4 separate regions of the Mus musculus genome follow, and regions 1, 2 and 4 are each linked to region 3. A link is a loop called in an ENCODE intact Hi-C map of the cell type or tissue named here. Cell type or tissue: left cerebral cortex. All regions are shown on one strand. Links, peaks and the distances in the headings refer to the core of each region. The heading gives the core; the rest is flanking DNA.

Region 1 (4,481 bases), core at 184-4,183, 78 kb before region 3:
TGCAGAGCCTTTACCCGGGAGAGGTCCCACTGGTCATGTTGAGTCACATACTAGTCTGACACTGCCCCAAGAGGCCTAACTGGCATGATCACCATCATCTTCCAGGCAGGTTTTCAGCACTGGAAACGTCTTCAGTGACTGAGGCAACATACGGATCTTCCTTTACAACATATCTGTAACTCAAAGCCACTCACTCATCAATAGCAGGATGGCTCACCAGCAGGAAGAACACAGCTGGCTCCTTCCTAGCACTGAATGCATGGCAGGGGAAAGCCTGTGTGCCCTATACTGGGAACTGGACGGGTTTCTGGAATCACCAGAGACCGGATTTTTATTTTCAAGTCTTGCCAAAACATGCCCTCAAAGGATACTACTGGATTCGTGGCCAGGACCCCAGCAGGCTCCCTCTGATCCTTCCCAACTGGCCAAGATCCTACTTCACTGGATATTGGTTAAAGGCCTCCAGCTTTGTGATGCTGCACAGAACACAGGGAAAAAGCTAAGTCACAGGTACCACGACGGGTTATGGCACAGGGTCTGGAACAGGACGGAGGTGTAGATCCAGTCCTGCAATGGCGGGGCAGGCAAGGGGCAGCCGCTCACAGACCTCCAAGTGTGTTCCACTCCCGAGATGCTCTGCCTTCCTGCAGTAACAGTGCTGCCCGACAGGAGCCTGTGTGGCCACTCGCCACCTAAGCCTAGCAGGAGATGCTATTGGTAGCGTCACATACCGCCTAATCTTCTCCAGACCCTTCTCCTAAAAGTCCCCCAGCCAGGGGCGTGTCCCTCTTCACACCAAGCCAATGGCATCTGGCGAATGTTGAGGTGAACAAAGAACCCAAAGATGTTTCCTATGAGTATGTGAAGTTGCAAATAGCCAGCAAGGAAACTTAGCTGCAATGCTGGTTCTGTTGGGCCTGGTCACAGAGACAGTGGGACAAAGGGCAGAGATAAGAGATGCACAGGCAGAGGAGCAGCAGGCGTGAGGTGTAAAGTGGTAATGCTAAGTCCTCTGAATTCAACCCTGCCTACAAACTCGAGGCCCCCAGAGCACAGGTGAGCACGACTAACATTCCAGGAAACAAACTATTCATGAATTTTGTCCTGATTTTTCTTTTTCTTTTTTTCTTTTTTTTTTTTTTTTTTGAGGCAGGGTTTCTCTGTATAACCCTGACTCTCCTGGAACTCACTCTGTAGATCAGGCTGGCCTTGAACTCAGAAATCCGCCTGCCTCTGCCTCCAGAGTGCTGGGATTAAAGGTGTGCGCCACCGTGCCTGGCTTGTCCTACTTTTTCAAGACAGGATTTCTCTGTGTAGCCCTGGCTGTCCTGGAGCTCGCTCTACAGACCAGTCTGGCCTCAAACTCAGAGATCTGCCTGTCTCTGCTGGATTAAAAGTGTGTGCTACCACCTCCCAGCAACAAATTTGATTTCAAAAACCCATCTTTAAATTCCCTACTCTGGTTCCTGTGCCTCATTTTTATAAAGTGCTGGAGTATCCTCTTTCACGTGTTAGATTGTTTTCTCCAACAAGGACAGCAGCCAACAAGGTAGCCACCTCCATAAAGGAGACAGGACATAGGCAGCTAGCGAGATCAAGGCATGCAGGGACAGCTGGGCCGCAGGAGAGTCCCAATGTCAGAGTGCCTGGCTAGAAGAGGTGACCAGAGCAGGAGCACCGCGGACAGCACCCAGCAGAGGGCAGCACTGCAGCGGGAGTCTCCGGCAGCACAGGTAACACCAGGTCCTCGTTACCTATTCATCTCAAGATCAGTCAGGCGGGCAGACAGATCCTCAAGGCGGTTGATCTGTTTATGGCACTGGCTACAGTAAAACTCAAAGGCCTCGTCAGTGAGGACGTCGCACAGCTTTGAGGCAAGAGGGTTGGAGCTAGAAAGACAGAGGGTCAGTCAGGAGAGAGAGAGGAGGCCCGCTTAGGTTATCTTTGCCAGGCACAGGGAGGAGGTGTTAACTGCACAAGTCAGACGCAGGGGAAGGGAATGAACTGTCCGAGGTGCTGGCTGTGCTCTTGCAACTACCATGAGCCCCGCCTTACACCACCCTGGGGAGCCTGGACACCCACCAGCTAGACACATGCCCCCTGCTGGCCAGTGAGAGCTATAACACAGAACCCCACTTAATAGTGGGCAATGTATCCTTATCCCCTGTGGAAGTCACCTGAATGTGACATCAAAGTGTGCCTCCAGGGGAGTTTATTTGCTGGGTTTCTGTCATTTTGAGATGATATTACTGTCTCAAACAAACAAACGAAAGGTGCATTGGCAGACTTGTGCTTTTGAGATCCGTGCTAACTTGGGATTCTGTCAACCTTGTGGGGATGCTGGGGCTCAACTCCCATGATTCCAATTCAACAAGCTCTTAGTGCACTATCATGATGCATCTGTTCTGGGCAACCTCATCCCTAGGGTAGGACCCACAGGCCATGGGAAGCTGATCTGGAAGTTCAATTGAAGAACTTCCGAAAGAAAGGAATATATAAAATGTAGTGTGGAAATTACAATTTAGATTAAAAACACCAGGCAGGAGATGGGGCAAACTTCACAAACAGGAGAGACTGCCACATGGATGCACAAATGCCAAATTCTGGAATAAGTCCACTACTTCAACTCAAAGTCCCTAGGACTCCTCGAAGGAGGACTGAGTGCCCAGGACGCACTCAGAGATCCCACTTCACAGCCAGTGCACCTTTGAGGTGGTATATGAGCAGGAGGCCCAGGTGAAGCTTACAGGTAGCCCTCCTAGCACTGGTTCCACATGTCTGTGCTGTCATGGTAACCGAGCTGAAGTAGACACAAAAGCATCACAAAATTCAGGAACATGAAAGCAAACAGGAGATGTTGGCAATATGGAAGAGCTGTCCAGACAGGTCCAGGCCCCACTGAGAGGCAGTGGTTTCCTTAGATGGAAAGCTCAGGAGGGACTACCTGGGCCTTCAGACAAGCCAGGCAGGGTCTAGTGAGCACACAAGTCAATGTCCTGAGGCACAACTTAAAGAGAGTGAGCATCTTCATCATGCCTACTCGATATCATAGCTGAGAACTTTTCAGAAAACTTGGCCAATATTAGCACATATGGCCTGGCTTATGATTCTTTTTTTTTTTTTTTTTTTAAATTTATTTATTATATGTAAGTACATTGTAGCTGTCTTCAGACATTCCAGAAGAGGGAGTCAGATCTCGTTACGGATGGTTGTGAGCCACCATGTGGTTGCTGGGATTTGAACTCTGGACCTTTGGAAGAGCAGTCGGGTGCTCTTACCCACTGAGCCATCTCACCAGCCCGCTGGCTTATGATTCTATAGTGTCCCTCAAAACCAGCCACAGGCCATAGAGTAATCAGTGACAGACAAGAGGATCTCAGCTAGACTTCACTCTGAGACAGGCTCAGAACTTGTCTGTGTGGTTTTAGCTACACAGACAAAGCAAGCCTCCTGACCAGCAAGGCCCAACAGAGGGGCTTCCCCAGCACTAGGTGTAGAGAGGGAGTAGATCATGACAGTGCAAGGTGTCACCTGGGGGTGAGAAAAGCAGGGTCCTCGCCGTCCCCATCGCAGAGGGTCTCCGGGGATAGTTCTGCCTCATTGCCCTCACCATAATCTTCAAAATGTTCCTCACTGCCAATCACCATGACGACAGCTTGGCTGTGGGGGCGGGATCTACAAAAGACAGAAGCAATTCTGAGTCACGGCCACAGGCACCCAGGCACCTGATGAGATGCGTACTATTCGACAAGCCACAGGTCTGAGCTCCATCACTGCAGGAGCCACACTGCTAAAACAGAACAGAAGCAGAAACAGGTGAGACCCATTTCCAAGAAGTGAGCTGCTACGTAAGCCATCACTTCAAAGGGGTATAAGGGAGACAATAAGGTGACAGACCATGCTAAGAGCTGTCAGTAGAGTCAGCCCTTTTGGTTCAAACCACAGTACTCCAACAGGGTTGTGGCTTTCAGTTTGACACCCATGAAGCTCACACACGTGGCCAGTCTTAGCAGCTGGACATCAGTAAAAGTGTAGGATCCCGTGCTGTCACAGCTGTCCTTCTTACCTGTGTACTCCCTTCCTGGATCTACTAAGGTCTAAAGAAATAGAACAACTTGCACTGGGTGATGGTGGTGCATGCCTTTAATACCAGCACTTGGGAGGCAGAGGCAGGTAGATCTCTGTGAGTTCGAGGCCAGCCTAGTCTAGAGAGTGAGTTCCAGGACAGCCAGGGCTACGCCGAGAAATCTTGTCTTCAAAAACAAAACAAACAGAAAATATAAAACAAAAAATTTAACAGATAAACAATTACGTCTTTCAGTAACTTTTTTTGTAGTACTGGGGCTAGAACCTAGGACTTGTACACACTGAGCAGTCAACCTTTTAAAGTGTTTGTTATTATTATTGTTGTTTTGAGACAGGGTCTCACTATATAGCTCTTGGGTAGCCCGCAACTCAAGAGGTAACCCAGGCTTGCCTCA
Region 2 (4,481 bases), core at 262-4,261, 49 kb before region 3:
CACCATGTGGTTGCTGGGATTTGAACTCTGGACCTTCGGAAGAGGAGTCGGGTGCTCTTACCCACTGAGCCATCTCACCAGCCCTTGTTTGGGTTTTTTGTTTTTGTTTTTGTTTTTTTTTTTGTTTGGTTGGGTTTTTTTTTTTTTTTTTTTTTTTGGTTTTTCAAGATAGGGTTTCTCTGTGTGACCCTTGGCTGTTCTAGAACTCACCCTATAGTTGGCCTCGAACTCACAGAGCTCTGCCTGCCTCTGCTTCCAATATGCTAGGATTAAAGGCCTGTCTGTCTCCCGCCTCTCTCTCACACATATGCACACAGACAGACCATATTGGCACAAGAATCCCAGTACTTGGGAGGCACAGACAGGCAGGTGGAGCTCTGAGTCCTAGGCCAGCCTGGTCTACAGAATGAGTTCCAGGACAGCCAGGGCTATGCAGAGAAACCCTGTCTCAAACACAAAACAAAGGTCAAGCGAGGCCTTACTGATTGTAAGGATCAGCAACCTGAGACCCTAATTCAGGTTCCAGCGCCCACATCAGGTCCATCACAGTCACTTCTAACTCCAGCCCCAGGGGATCTGATACCATCTTTTGTCCTCTGAGGAATTCTTAAACACGTGATGTGTGCACGCGTGTGTGCGCATGCACCTAAATACATCAAAGACCCTCTCCACAACTTTTAGTCTGTGTAAGAGTACCTGCCTAGCATGTTTCCGAAGGTCTTGAACTTCAAAGGGAAGAATTCATAAGAAATTCAAGCTGCACAGAAATCGAGTGACTCTGTAGAGGAGCTAGGTTACACTGAGGTTGAGAGAGCAATAGCTCTCACAATGACAGACACTGTAAGCCCAGCATTCCAAGTGCTGCTAAGAACCACGGTCCTTTATGAAAGGGTTAAAAACCAGGCAGTGGACGTGCACGCCTTTAATCCCAGGTAGAGGAAGGCGGATTTTTGAGTTTGAGGCCAGCCTGGTCTGCAGAGTGAGTTCCAGGATAGCCAGGAGGCTGAGCCAGGTGAATTTCTGTGAGCATGAGGCCAGCCTGGTCTACTAAGCAAACTCCAGAACAGTCAGACTATTACACAGAAGCCCTGCCTTGAAAAAGACAAAGAGAGAGAGAGAGAGAGAGAGAGAGAGAGAGAGAGAGAGAGAGAGAAGGAAAGGAAAGGAAGAAAGAAAGAGAGAGAGAGAGTCAGAAGATGACTAAAAACACCATGTACTGCAGACTGTGTGATCGATAAGAACAGAAGCCTATTTCTCACATTCTAGCCTGGAGCCCCAAGATGGTGGTGCCAGCATCAAGTGTCTGGTGAGAGCTATCCCCTCCATAGGCCAGAGCAGAGGGACAACTTCCACAAGGGCTCTGTCAAGATTTATCTCTGCACCATGGAGGACACTCACAGCACAGCACAATCCTGAGTTTGAATTGTAGTGGCACTATGAATTGAGAATGTATTTAAAAGGGGAAGGAAAAAAAAAAGCTGAGCTTAGGCCTGTAAGCACAGCTACAGCAGAGTCAGAGGCCAGAAGACCACACATTCAAGGCCAGCCTGAGCAACTTACTAAGACCCTGTACAGAAATAAAAAGATGTGCTAGTGAAACGGCTCAGGAGGTGAAGGCTCTCGAACACAAGGTGTGACAACTTGAGTTAACCTGTAGAGCAGGGGAGCAGAGACAGTCAGTTTCCAAAGTTGTCCTGTAACGGACACACACACACCATGGGACATATGAATATTTGAGAATGCGCACACTCACGTAAGTGTGCATACTTGGGGGACATGCACTAAATAGAATGAGTTAATTTTAAAAGCAGCCTGGGAGTGTGGCCCAGTGCTAGAGTACCCGCCTAGTATGTCAAGGCCCTGCCCTGAGTTCAATCACCAGCATTAGGAAAACAAAACAGAGTTAATGAAACAAGAAACAAAAGAAAAAAATCAAAAGTGGAACCAACTGTGGACGTGGGGAGAGAACGCCTGAAATCCCAACACTCGGAGAACCAGGAGTTCAAAGTTACCCTCGGCTATGGAGCAAATTCAAGGCCAATCTGGTTAAAAGACTGTTTCGGAAGGGAGAGGAGGGAACGAGAGGGAGGGAGGAGATGAGGGAAGGGGACAGGAGGGACTATGGTTAAGTTTTGTAGCTGTGGTCATGGCTTGGAGTTCCTTCAAGAGCACTGTGTGAGAGAAACCTACTACTAAAGCATGAGGAGGCCTGGAAGGACGCCCCCCACCCCCCACCCCCAGCTGTGGAGTTTCTGAAGAAGCAGGAGCTACTGTGTGACTATGGGACTGCGGCAGCTGAGTGTGGAGCCCAGCAACACAGCTGAGAACAGAGCAGCTATCCAAAACTGCTGTGACGCAACAGCAGGACTCAGGAGGCAATGTGGAGAGGCTTCCTTCCAGAACCTTTCAGAACAAGAATTCAGACTGACAACTGCGCCAGGCATGGTGGCGCACGCCTTTAATCCCAGCACTTGAGAGGCAGAGGCAGGCGAATTTCTGAGTTCGAGGCCAGCCTGGTCTACAAAGTGAGTTCTGGGACAGCCAGGGCTATACAGAGAAACCCTGTCTCAAAAAAAAAAAAGTAGGTTGCAGACTGACAACTGCAACAGCAAGCACATCAGATGTGACAACAAACAAACACATCAGGTGTGCTCGGGCGTAACTAGGAGATGAGTCACTGTGTGAAAGAAAGCCAGTTAAACAAAAAGGATCGGCCTGCCTGTCCTGAGCACACAACACAGCACCACCAGCAGGTGGCGATAGCCTGACCCTACTGACACCACCTCCCCTCCTTAAACAAGAATCCAGAGCTAGGACCCAGAGCCAGATATTGCAGCCAAGCAAGAAGAAGCAAAGAGAGCAAAAAAGGGACAGCTGACCACATCCTAGGGACCCAGATTCAGCCTTTGAGAAGTTTGACAGAGTCAGAAAATGAACTGCTGATTTCATGAAGACAACCAGGACTCTCTGTCAAACACACAGTGCTTTCATGGACATGGACCCCAACAAGCACAGAGAAGACCTGGGGTGCTGGCTCCGTAGGGAGAGGACTGAGGGCTGGCCACGGACGCATGGGGACCTGAGTCTGCTCTCCCACACCCGCCTTTTACAAAACTGCAGAGCCCAACAGTGCACACCTATAATTCCAGCGCCTGGATCAGAGGCAGGAGGAACCCTGGGAATTGCTGGCCAGCCAGGCTGACTGAATCAGCAAGCTCTAGGTTCAGAGAGACTCTGTCAGGGGGAGAAAGACAGCCCATGTTACCTAGGGCCTGTGCTCAAACACACACCTATAGGTAGCTAGAAATTTGAACATTCACTGGCTATGGATGACATGGGCTGCTGTTAATGGTTATAGACTTGGCAATATTTTAGAGCACTGGTGTCTAGATACACTTACTGACATATGTGGAGTTATTTCAGACTTCTGGAACAGGAGTTGGGCTTTCATGGTAGAGTGCTCGCCTAGCATTCAGAAGTCCTAGGTTTCGTGCCCAGCCAGGACTGGGGCTACAGATCTTTAATGACAGGACTTGGGAGGTGGAGGCAGGAAGATCAGAAGGAATTCAAGGTCAGCCAGAGCTACATAGTGAGTGGAGGCCAGATATATATGACATTGTATCTTAAAATTAAATAAATATATATTATTTAATATTTATATTTATAAATATATTTTCTATTTAATATCTATATTTTCTAAATACATTAGTATTATTTATCTAAGATTAAGTCGTAACTGAATATTTAGAACAGATTAGATATGTGTATTAATAAATATATAATATTAAATATTAAATTATATATAAATTGTACATGTGGGTAAATACAGACACAACTGAATTTGCATGACAGAGCTGCAAGGCTGGGAAGGGTCCACTACTCCCCTCTTTATATGGATATGTACTCTATAAATAAAATTTCAAAATGAGGGAAGGGGAACAGATGGAGGGTGAACCCTGGCTAAGGAGAGACTTGGGCTGAGAGTGTAGTGATGACTACAGAGGAATCCCTCAGCACGGTGAGCAGTTGTGGTGGTCTAAATAGGAAGACCCCACCCCCACCCCCACCTACCACCTGCTCCAGGATAATATAGGTGTGGCCTTGGTGAAGGAAGTGTGTCACTGGGAGTGGGCTTTAAGGTTTTAGAACTCCATAACAGGGCCTGCCTCTCTCTCTCTCTCTCTCTCTCTCTTTCTCGCTCGCTCGCTCGCTCCCCCCCACTCCCCGCCCCACTGCCTGAGAATCTGGATGTACAACTCTCAGCGGCTCGCCTGCTGCCATGCTCCCCACCATGATGATAATGGACTTACGTCTGAAACTGTAAGCCAGCCCCCAATTAAATGCTTTCTTTAATAAGAGTTGCCTTGGTCGCAGTGTCTCTTCACAGCAATAGAACAGTGTCTAATAATAGTGTGTGAGTTAGGGATGGATAAGTGTGTTTCAATCCTGCAGCTGCACCGGCTCTTGCTGAGGCCATACCT
Region 3 (4,481 bases), core at 247-4,246:
TGCCGACGATGACAGTGTGGCAGCCATGCCTATAAAACCAGATAGTAGGCCTGAGAAGAAAAGATGAGGGACAAACCCTGGGGGGCTCCCAGCAAGCACTACTCCAGAAGGAACTCCCCCAAGTTTCTTAGTTTCTTGGCCTGACCGGCAGCAGGCACAACTGTGTAAGTCTAGACAGACTTCTGGATGCCATGGCTGCCCACTCCTAGGTGTCTGTGGTGTGTCTCTGGCTTGGGGTACCCTGCCTCAGATACCATGTACATGGCAGAGAGGGTGTAGTGGGATACTGGTGTCAATCCCATATCTGTGCAGGGCCCTGCTGGGACACTGGAGTGAAGAACAGGAGCCCATTTTGAGAGGGGGAGCCACCCGGTGACAACAGTGTCTATGACCTGCTCCACAGGTTTTCATAGAAGCTACACCAGCTTATTTAATCTTCCCGACTCTGAATAGACAGGGCTTTGTTCTACTAGAAGAAACTTCATAAAGCCACCAGCTCTGAATAATAATCTACTACTTGGAGCCTCAGTCGATTCTTGTGGGACTCACGTCCAGTTGTGAAAAGCTGAGTGCTGGGGAAGACTGGAGAAGGGTTCTTCTACCTCCACCTCCACAATTCTGAGCCTCCACCAGCTTTGGTATCGAGCTGCTAATCCTCTCAATGAGGTCACAAAACCTGTGTCCAAGGGACACTCTTCTCCCACATCAGCAGCACCCCGTCAACGTACGAGGCTGTGAGGCTAGTCACACACAGTCTCAACTAATTCTAGGAGACCACAAAGGTCCTGACCTCTCCCCAAGACAGCATTCAACCACTCCCCCAAATCCACCAAGATCCAGACAAAGGGACGTAAGGTGGCAGGAAGGGTTCCGGTAGTGTGTACCTCATGAAAATCTCTGCGATCCGGAAGCCAATCCCAGAACCACCACCTGTGATAAAGGCCACTTTGTCCCTTCAAAAACAAGAAAATGTAGTCATTTTTAAATATTTATTTGTTTTACCAGTATGAGTGTTTTGCCTGTGTGCCTACAGAGAGTTGAGTCCTCGTGTGGATGCTGGGAACCAATGCTGGGTCTCCTGCAAGAACAGTAAGTGCTCTGAACTTATTCAGCCATCTCTCTAGTCCCTAAACTCTTCTTTGAAAACCATGTTTTAGCTTGATGGGGGATGCATGCCTGTAATTCCAGCCTGTGAGAAGTGGAGACAGGGGGACCAAGAATTAAAAGCCAGCCTGGTCTACAGAGAGAGTTCTAGGACAGCCAGGGCTTCACAGAGAAACCTCATCTCGAAGAGCTTTAGATAGATAGATCTCTGTTAACTCAAGCTCAAATAGATAAGCGGCCCGTGGAGAACTTTCACTCCATGAACTTCTACCCAGTTTCGCTATGAAGGAAAACATGCTCCTGCTAAACAGGTACTCAATGAATTTGCAAGACATAAATCCCCAGCCATAAAACTGCAATCTTTAAAGTCGGTTATTTTTAGGCTCCCTAGAAGTTCGGAGGTGAAGGAGTTTATTTAGCCTAAAATTTTCTGCGTAGTAAGTTACCAAGAGAGACTTGTTTTCAAAAGTGAGCAAGCGCCGGGCGTGGTGTCGCACGCCTTTAATTCCAGCACTCGGGAGGCAGAGGCAGGCGGATTTCTGAGTTCGAGGCTAGCCTGGTCTACAAAGTGACTTCCAGGACAGCCAAGGCTATACAGAGAAACCCTGTCTCTAAAACAAAACAAAACAAAGTGAGCAGCTTCCACCCTCAGTCCCTCATCCCATTCTTCCAGAACCCCAAGAAACTTCAGGTCTACGATTGCCCAGGAACGGAGTACTGAGCATCTGTCCTCTGTGATGTCACATCCAGTGGCAGATTCGTTAAACCCTGTGCCCCAAGTCTGGATCGCCCCCTGGTTCCCTGCTTTAGCTCACTGGAGAAGATCCGGGCAGAAGAGATGGTGGTATTCAGGAAGACAGTCATCCCCCTCAACGTCGGGCGGCGGCTGGGCCATGATTGCTGCGTGTCCGGGATGGCAAGGACAGTGGAACCAGGAACCAGATCTACCTTTCCAACGCAAAACGCAGCGTTCTGCAGGTTGCTCGCTCCGCCCAGAAAGATCCAGGACCAAAGTTCTGCCCCCACATCAAGCCGCCCATCAGACGGGGGTGGGACAGGGGCGCCCCACCCCAAAAAGGTGCCTGGGCCCTTCAAGCCTTCCTATCACAGACCCTCCCGCAACTCCCAGCCTCCAGCCCTTCCCACTCGACCAGGCGGACACCCCGCCCTCGGTGGCGCGCAGCCTGCTGGGACTGAGAATGGGAGGAGGCACTGATACAGAGGCCCAGAGACGCTCCAGCCAGTTAAATGCCCGGTTCCTTTCCCAGTTGGTGTCTGTGCAGCCACTTAGTCCATATACCCAAGCTGGCCGGGCTGCGTGCTATCAGCTGTGGAAGTCGGAACTCCAGATGAACACCGCTCTTGGACACTACCTCCCAGTGCAGAGAATCTGGAGCTTGCAAACCCAATAGCTCCCTCTCGTGGCTAACCCGGGTGGAAAGTCCAGAGTGAACCTCTTGCTGGCTGGCAAGAATCACTGCACTGAAACTCAGAGAACCAAGAACTGGGTTCCATTGTCTAGATGTCAAAGAGTGAAATGACTTATCAAATTAGCCACAGAAGCTGTCATGATGTACCTGCAACTGAATCAGTGACTCTGGGATCCGGGGTGAGATGTGACTTACATGTGTCAATGTGAACATAAATGGACATCAGGCCGTGGTGGTCATCATGGACAGCATCAGGTCGGGAGTGGAGGATACTCTTTTGTGCCTGGGTTGCATTGAGGGAGAGATGAGAGTAGCCCTTGGAGTGTTAGGCTCTGCTGTTCCAACTTCAGGAGACCTGATACACAATACCCACAAAGACTGGTGTGTACTCCTACTGAAGGCTCGCTCACTGGGCCTTGAAGAAGCCTCAGGTCCGGTCTATTCTTTACTGCCATCCTCAGACAAATCAGATGGGCAGGAGCTATACCAGCGCCCGCAAAAGAACCCCAATTGGATTCTCAATTTCATGGGCCCTGGATTCTTGCTTGGTTCTTGCATTTACCCAAAGTCGAGGGATCCTTCCTTTCTTTACTCAAAGCTCTAAGCTTCAGGCCTAATGTTTTATACCATGCATAAAAACACTCATTAAAGTGCTTGAGTAAAGCAATTTCCTCCACATTTGTCATGACTATGGGACATCATGGTGCATCATTGCTCTGGTGACCTATAGCTTGGCCCTGTAGTCGTGCCAATGAAATAAGTAGAATACGGTGGTAGCTGGGACTAGGGGAGTAGTAATCCAGGATCGGCATTATACACTGGCCTTAACTCCTCACCTAGGACTTTCTACTCCCCTGTAGGAGGTAGGTAAACTGAAAGCAGGATCCCATCAGGCTTGCTGTCACTGCCCATGCTGGGGGCAGGGGGACCTTTCAGTGACTCGGCTGTCCTGAGGTCACCCATGTTTCTGTGGCCAATCTCTCATCCACGGTCCCATAAGCCAGTCCAACGAACTCATGGGTTCACCAACTGGAAATGGTTGGAATTGTTACTCTAGTCTGTTATTGGTGCCCTAGAGGGGGTGAACAAGCATTTGTTCATATCTCCCAGGAAAGGTCACACAGTGCTGAGATAGCAGAACTAGTAAGTAGACCATTTCCATTTTAAGCATAAAATTTTAATGTCTCTCCTTTGAGGCAGGTGAAGTCACCTTTGACAATGCCCCAAAGGTTGTCTGGCACTTTTGTACACAAGGACATGGTCCAATATTGTATTGACTTAGGATACAAAAAGGCACATAGAGTTGAGGCTTAGACTCCCCTGGGCTGGAGTTGGGTAGAGCGGGAGTAGGGAGTGGTTTGGGGACATGGGAAGCATGGGGGCTTGACTTCTTGTTGACAGAGGTAGTAGGTCATGGGTAGACCTGAAGTGCAGAAGGCAGTGCAAGCCCTCAGGCAGGGTAGCAGCTGCTGTGGTGACCACCATCTGCCCAGTTCAACAGTTCGCTGCTCTGAAACCACAGCTCGATCTCCCTCTGGGCCCCATCCACAGAATCGCTAGCATGGATGACGTTCCTGTGAGAGGTGGAAAAGGTGGAGTCTGTGGTTGAGTCCAGTTTAAGTCTGGATTGGGACCCCAGGGCTATCTTGCCTCTAACCTGCTGCCCTCTGTCAGGGAACAAGGTGACCGTAGAGAAGAGAAGGAGATTTTGGAGTTGGTTATGGTGCTACAAGCCTATAACAAGGGCACTGAAGAAGCTGAGATTGCAGGACTGCCTTGAATCGTGGCCAGTCTGGATTAGAGAGGGAGACCCTGTCTCAGAATAGAAGACGGGGGCTGGAGAGATGGCATGGCAGTTGGAGCACATCCTCTCTTGCAGAGACCCAGACCTTGGTTCCCAGCACCCAAATACAGTGGCTCACAACTACCTGTAACTCTGGCTCCAGG
Region 4 (4,481 bases), core at 195-4,194, 60 kb before region 3:
CGAGAAAGAAAAAGACCCTGCCTTAAAAACAAAAACAAAACAAACAAACAAACAAACTTGTGGATTTGGAGGCACATATAAAGACCTTGCCTCCAAAAACCTGTGGGTTTGGGGGCTAGAGAGATGGCTCAGCAGTTAAGACCCACTAGCTGTGCTTCCAGAGAAATTTCGTTCGATTCCCAGCATCCACACTGTATCTCACAATCATCTGTAACTCTAGTCCCAAGGGATCTGATGTCCTTTTCTAACACACACACATTACACAACATGTTTATAGTTTAATAAGAATCACGGGTCCTCTGCATAGCTGTGCATGTGGAAGCAGGACAATGGAAAAGGGGAGGAGCCTGCAGCCCAGGCACACCCGGCCTCTGCCACCTCAAGCTGTGGGCCCTGCATTATCTGGTCCAGGAGAGCTCCAGGAAAGCCACATATGCCACGGCTTCTAACACAGCTGGTTGTTGCCACAGACAGAACCTTCCAGAATCAGGAGGGAAAGTCCCCTTATCCTAGACAGTCAGGCAGAAAGGCTGGGACATTTCTAGCAGGTTTTCCTACTGCCATGTTAGCAAGTTTGCTTCAGACTCCAAAACTGAAATTAGGAACCTGAAATTTTAAAACCCACCAAGCACGGTAGATCCATGAATGTGTCTGCAGTCTGGGGCATGCAAATCATCTATGCGCACCCACCCACATGGTGTCCAGAGGGACATGTAAATGTGGCTGGCAAGTTTATAGTCTCTTTAAAAATACTAGTGTCTGCCAAGTACGGTGGCACATGCCTTTAATCCCAGCACTTGGGGGGCAGAGCCAGGATGATCTCAGGGTTTGAGGCCGGCCTGGTCTACAGAGTGAGTTCCAAAACAGCCAGGGCTACACAGAGAAACCATGTCTTGAAAACAAAAAAAAAAAAAAATGTTAAATTGGTTTTGCCTCTTCTTTTTAATTTTTTTATTAAAAAAAATTAAGTGTGTCTGTAGGTAGGTATGTGTACAGGTGCCTGTAGTGTCAGGGCAACCTGTGTGAAATTGTGTCACTGTCCTTCCTCACCTACCTAAGGCATTCTTTGATTGGCTTTAATAAAAAAATCTGATAGCCAATTAGCTGGGCAGGAAGTGGCAGATTATACTTCCTAGGCGGCAGAAGGAACCCTGGGAAGAAGGAGAAAGTCTTTCACCAGGAGACATGAGAGGAGAGAGAGTTGATCACAGGTCTAAAAGATCTAGCCAGCCACAGAGCCGGATGGGGCTAGGTGTTTGTGTTAACTTAGATAAACTAGTTGAGAGCCTGCCCAGCTAATGCCTAAGGCTTTCAAATATTAAAAGGTCTCTGTGTGGTTATTTGGGGAAAAGTTGGTTAAGGAATAATTGCTGTTGTATTAATTGCCAGCATTAATTAGTATATACAGAACATAATAATCTTTTCATCTACAATTGGTACCCAATGTGAGACAACTGGAACCCAAGCTTACAGCCTGAAAAGGTGCAGGGGAAAAGGTTGGGATGGGGGCCAGGGTAGCCAGACAAGAGGCCTGGTCTATTTAAAAAAGAATGAAAGCAGACCAAAGTCTGAGAGCACAACAGCTGCCACTTCTCCCAAGCACACCAGAGCACCTAGGCCTGAAGCTGCGGCCTGAAGTGCGCAGACGCAGTCGCAGACGCAGAAGCATGGTAAGCAGAAGCTGGAAAGGCCTGGCCAGCACCAGCAGAAGGCTGAACTGAACCATGGGGGCAAGGCTCGCCATCACAGACACGTGCTGGCTTCAGGTGCCTGCAAACACACAAGTCCAGAAGGAACATCTTCCCGGAGCTACAACAAGGATCCAGGCAGGGCTGGAGAGATGGCTCAGGGGTTAAGAGCACTGACTGCTCTTCCAGAAATCCAATTCCCAGCACCCACATGGTGGCTCACAACCATCTGTAATGGGATCTGACGCCCTCTTCTGGTGTGTCTGAAGACAGCTACAGTGTGCTCACATACATTAAATAAATAAATAAATCTTTAAAAAAAAAAAAAAGGATCCAGGCATCTGACCTGATAAGGCATTAAGTTTACAACTGGTAAATTGAAGTCTTAAGAAGAGATGCAGAAATTAAAGGGAAAAATATTTTCCATGTTAAAAGAACATGCAACAGCACAGCAGAAGTCGCTTGGGTCTTGTATATTTCTGCTTTAGCTGTTATTCATTATAGAACTAGTTATAACATGTTCATGGATGCCGGGCGATGGTGCTTGGGAGGCAGAGGCAGAGGCAGGCGGATTTCTGAGTTCGAGGCCAGCCTGGTCTACAAAGTGAGTTTTAGGACAGCCAGGGCTACACAGAGAAACCCTGTCTCAAAAAAACAAAAAACAAAAAACAAAAAAAAAAACAAAAAACAAAAAAAACCATGTTCACAGATGATTACTGTTTTCTGTGCCCTCTCTAAGCAGACCTAGGTAAGGAGGGGTCTGAGTGATGGAATGTGAAATTCCAGCAGTAAAAATAGAGAAAGAGAAAGGCTCTTCCTGAAAGAAGAAAGGAAACTGACGGCAGCTGTAACTCAGAGCGCTCTGGCTGTGAGACGTCAGCTCTTATTGCTAAGGGTCAGCCAGCGCTGGGCAGCACCACCTGACTATGCACAGGGTTCACTGCTACAGCAGGACACAACACACTGGCCCAAAAGTGTACAACTGTCTTGTTTCTTTGCTTGATGCTTGCTCGAATGTTTCGTTTTTACCCAATAACAGAAAATACAAAGGGTATTTTTATTGTTTGGCATTACTCAAAAATAGGAAAATTTTAAAGATCTTATGTAAATTCAGAATGTCTCTACAGTTCAAATGTGTTGTTTTCTAAAAAGTTAAGGATGATTTGGAATTGAGGTGAAATGTTTGACCAGGGCAGTGGTGGCAGAGACAGGCAGATCTCTGTAATTCTAGACCAGCATGTGAAGTCAGGGCAGACCCCCTGCTGATCATAAGATACTCACTTGTAAACATCCAAGATGACACTTTTTTTTCCTTGAAGGTACTATTTTTGCTTAGTAATAAATAATACCTTAATGAGATAAAATATAAATATACAACCAATCTTAAATTTATATAAAGAGAAAGGGGAATATAGGTGCATTTATCCACATAATTATAACTTCACTGTGGGGTCTGGAAGAGGCACTGAAGCCCTTGGGCTAGAGTTAGAGGCAGCCAAAAACTGCCTGCCATGGATGCAGAGACCCAAACGAGAGCCGTCTCTCCAGCCCCTTTATATTTTTATATATATATTGTTGGCAGGCATCACTTGCATGCATGGTGCCCACAAAGGCCGGAAGAGGGTGTTAGAGCCTCTTGGTTGGAGCTGCAGATGGTCATGAGCTGCCATGTGGGTTCTGGGAACTGAACCCAGGTCTACTAGAAGAGTACGCAGTACTCTTAATACTGGGACCTCTTTCTGGCCCTGCTTTTTGACTTTGAGACAGGGTCTCTCTCAGTTGCCCAGGCAGGCCTTAAGCTTGAGATCTTCCTGCCTATGTGTCTTTTTTTTTTTTTTAAGATTTATTTATTTATTTATTATATGTAAGTACACTGTAGCTGTCTTCAGATACTCCAGAAGAGGGAGTCAGATCTCGTTACAGATGGTTGTGAGATGGTTGTGAGCCACCATGTGGTTGCTGGGATTTGAACTTCAGACCTTCAGAAGAGCAATCGGGTGCTCTTACCCACTGAGCCATCTCACCAGCCCGCCTGTGTGTCTTTATGTGGAATTTTTTTTGTTTTGTTTTGAGACAGGATATCACTATGTATCCCTAGCTGCCTTAGAACTTGTTATATAGACCAGGCTGGCTTTGAACTCACAGAGATCCACCTGTCTGTGCCTCCTGAATGTTGGGATTGTAGGTGTGCACACCACCACAGCTCGCTATTAAGTGGAAACTTGAAGTAGGGGCACAAGAACCAGAGTCCTGGCCTATTTGTAACAGTTGCCTGTCTCATTCTATTCCTGGAACAGTGCCTGTGGCTGTGACAGCAGGCGTCTTGCGCTTCCCTGCAAACTGGGTCAATATATTGTGTGGTTTGCTGTGTTGCTCGCCCATGGAGTGAGGCTGACAGGCAATCCAGGCTGGCTATAGCTGCACAGTACATTACAGTGAGACCTGAAGAGAACACCACTGGAGATGTGTGACGTCTCTCTTCTAAATGCTACAAAATGATTCAAAAACCATCTCTGACTTCACCTCTCATTCTAGTCTCTCACTGTGTCTTCCTAATCGCAAGTAAATGAAACCCCAAAAGTACAGAAGCAGAAAAGTAAGGCACGGCCCTAATCAGATACACTGGGCAGTTCCTCCAGTGCCGGGCAGAATGGCTGAGGCAGGGGACTGTCCCACTGAGCACTTTTCATGGCCTAGGCTGGGGCTGAATCATGAAGCTCAATCTGTCACAGAAAAGGCCAAGTCCTCCCATTGTACCACTGGACAGATGCTATCTCCATTGCTCATTCCTCT

Evidence for each region. Peaks named below come from ENCODE experiments on the same cell type or tissue, not always from the same donor. Only the 100,000 strongest peaks of a DNase experiment are listed, where the experiment ranks them.
Region 1: a loop joins it to region 3, with 6 times the contacts of the local background. A loop is called at or near these places in 14 of 42 quality-filtered maps.
Region 2: it touches region 3 in a loop (4-fold over the local background); 18 of 42 quality-filtered maps call a loop at or near these places.
Region 4: it touches region 3 in a loop (2.2-fold over the local background); 15 of 42 quality-filtered maps call a loop at or near these places.

The regions. Positions count from the first base shown.
Region 1 is chr17:26,010,243-26,014,723 of GRCm38, forward strand. It overlaps Rab11fip3 (RAB11 family interacting protein 3 (class II)), which reads right to left. Exons shown (of 14, transcript NM_001162868.2): 5 at 3,532-3,675. Among named protein-coding and RNA genes, the nearest start is that of Capn15, 27 kb to the left of the region's middle. In left cerebral cortex, for the core only: CTCF peaks have their summits at 1,687 (motif pointing right) and 2,117 (motif pointing left); DNase peaks (open chromatin) are centred at 1,750, 2,020 and 3,683.
Region 2 is chr17:26,038,549-26,043,029 of GRCm38, forward strand. All of the region lies in intron 1 of Rab11fip3 (RAB11 family interacting protein 3 (class II)), which reads right to left. Among named protein-coding and RNA genes, the nearest start is that of Rab11fip3, 29 kb to the right of the region's middle. In left cerebral cortex, for the core only: a CTCF peak has its summit at 2,755 (motif pointing right); DNase peaks (open chromatin) are centred at 2,378 and 2,768; H3K27ac peaks cover 509 bases.
Region 3 is chr17:26,088,045-26,092,525 of GRCm38, forward strand. It overlaps Decr2 (2-4-dienoyl-Coenzyme A reductase 2, peroxisomal), which reads right to left and starts at 2,120. Exons shown (of 9, transcript NM_011933.2): 1 at 1,920-2,120; 2 at 885-953; 3 at 1-29. The coding sequence starts at 1,999. It overlaps Nme4 (NME/NM23 nucleoside diphosphate kinase 4), which reads right to left. Exons shown (of 5, transcript NM_019731.1): 5 at 3,701-4,108. The coding sequence ends at 3,985. In left cerebral cortex, for the core only: a CTCF peak has its summit at 2,521 (motif pointing left); a DNase peak (open chromatin) is centred at 2,422; H3K4me3 peaks cover 1,309 bases; H3K27ac peaks cover 1,103 bases.
Region 4 is chr17:26,027,759-26,032,239 of GRCm38, forward strand. All of the region lies in intron 2 of Rab11fip3 (RAB11 family interacting protein 3 (class II)), which reads right to left. Among named protein-coding and RNA genes, the nearest start is that of Rab11fip3, 40 kb to the right of the region's middle. In left cerebral cortex, for the core only: a CTCF peak has its summit at 1,918 (motif pointing left); DNase peaks (open chromatin) are centred at 685 and 4,040; H3K27ac peaks cover 1,104 bases.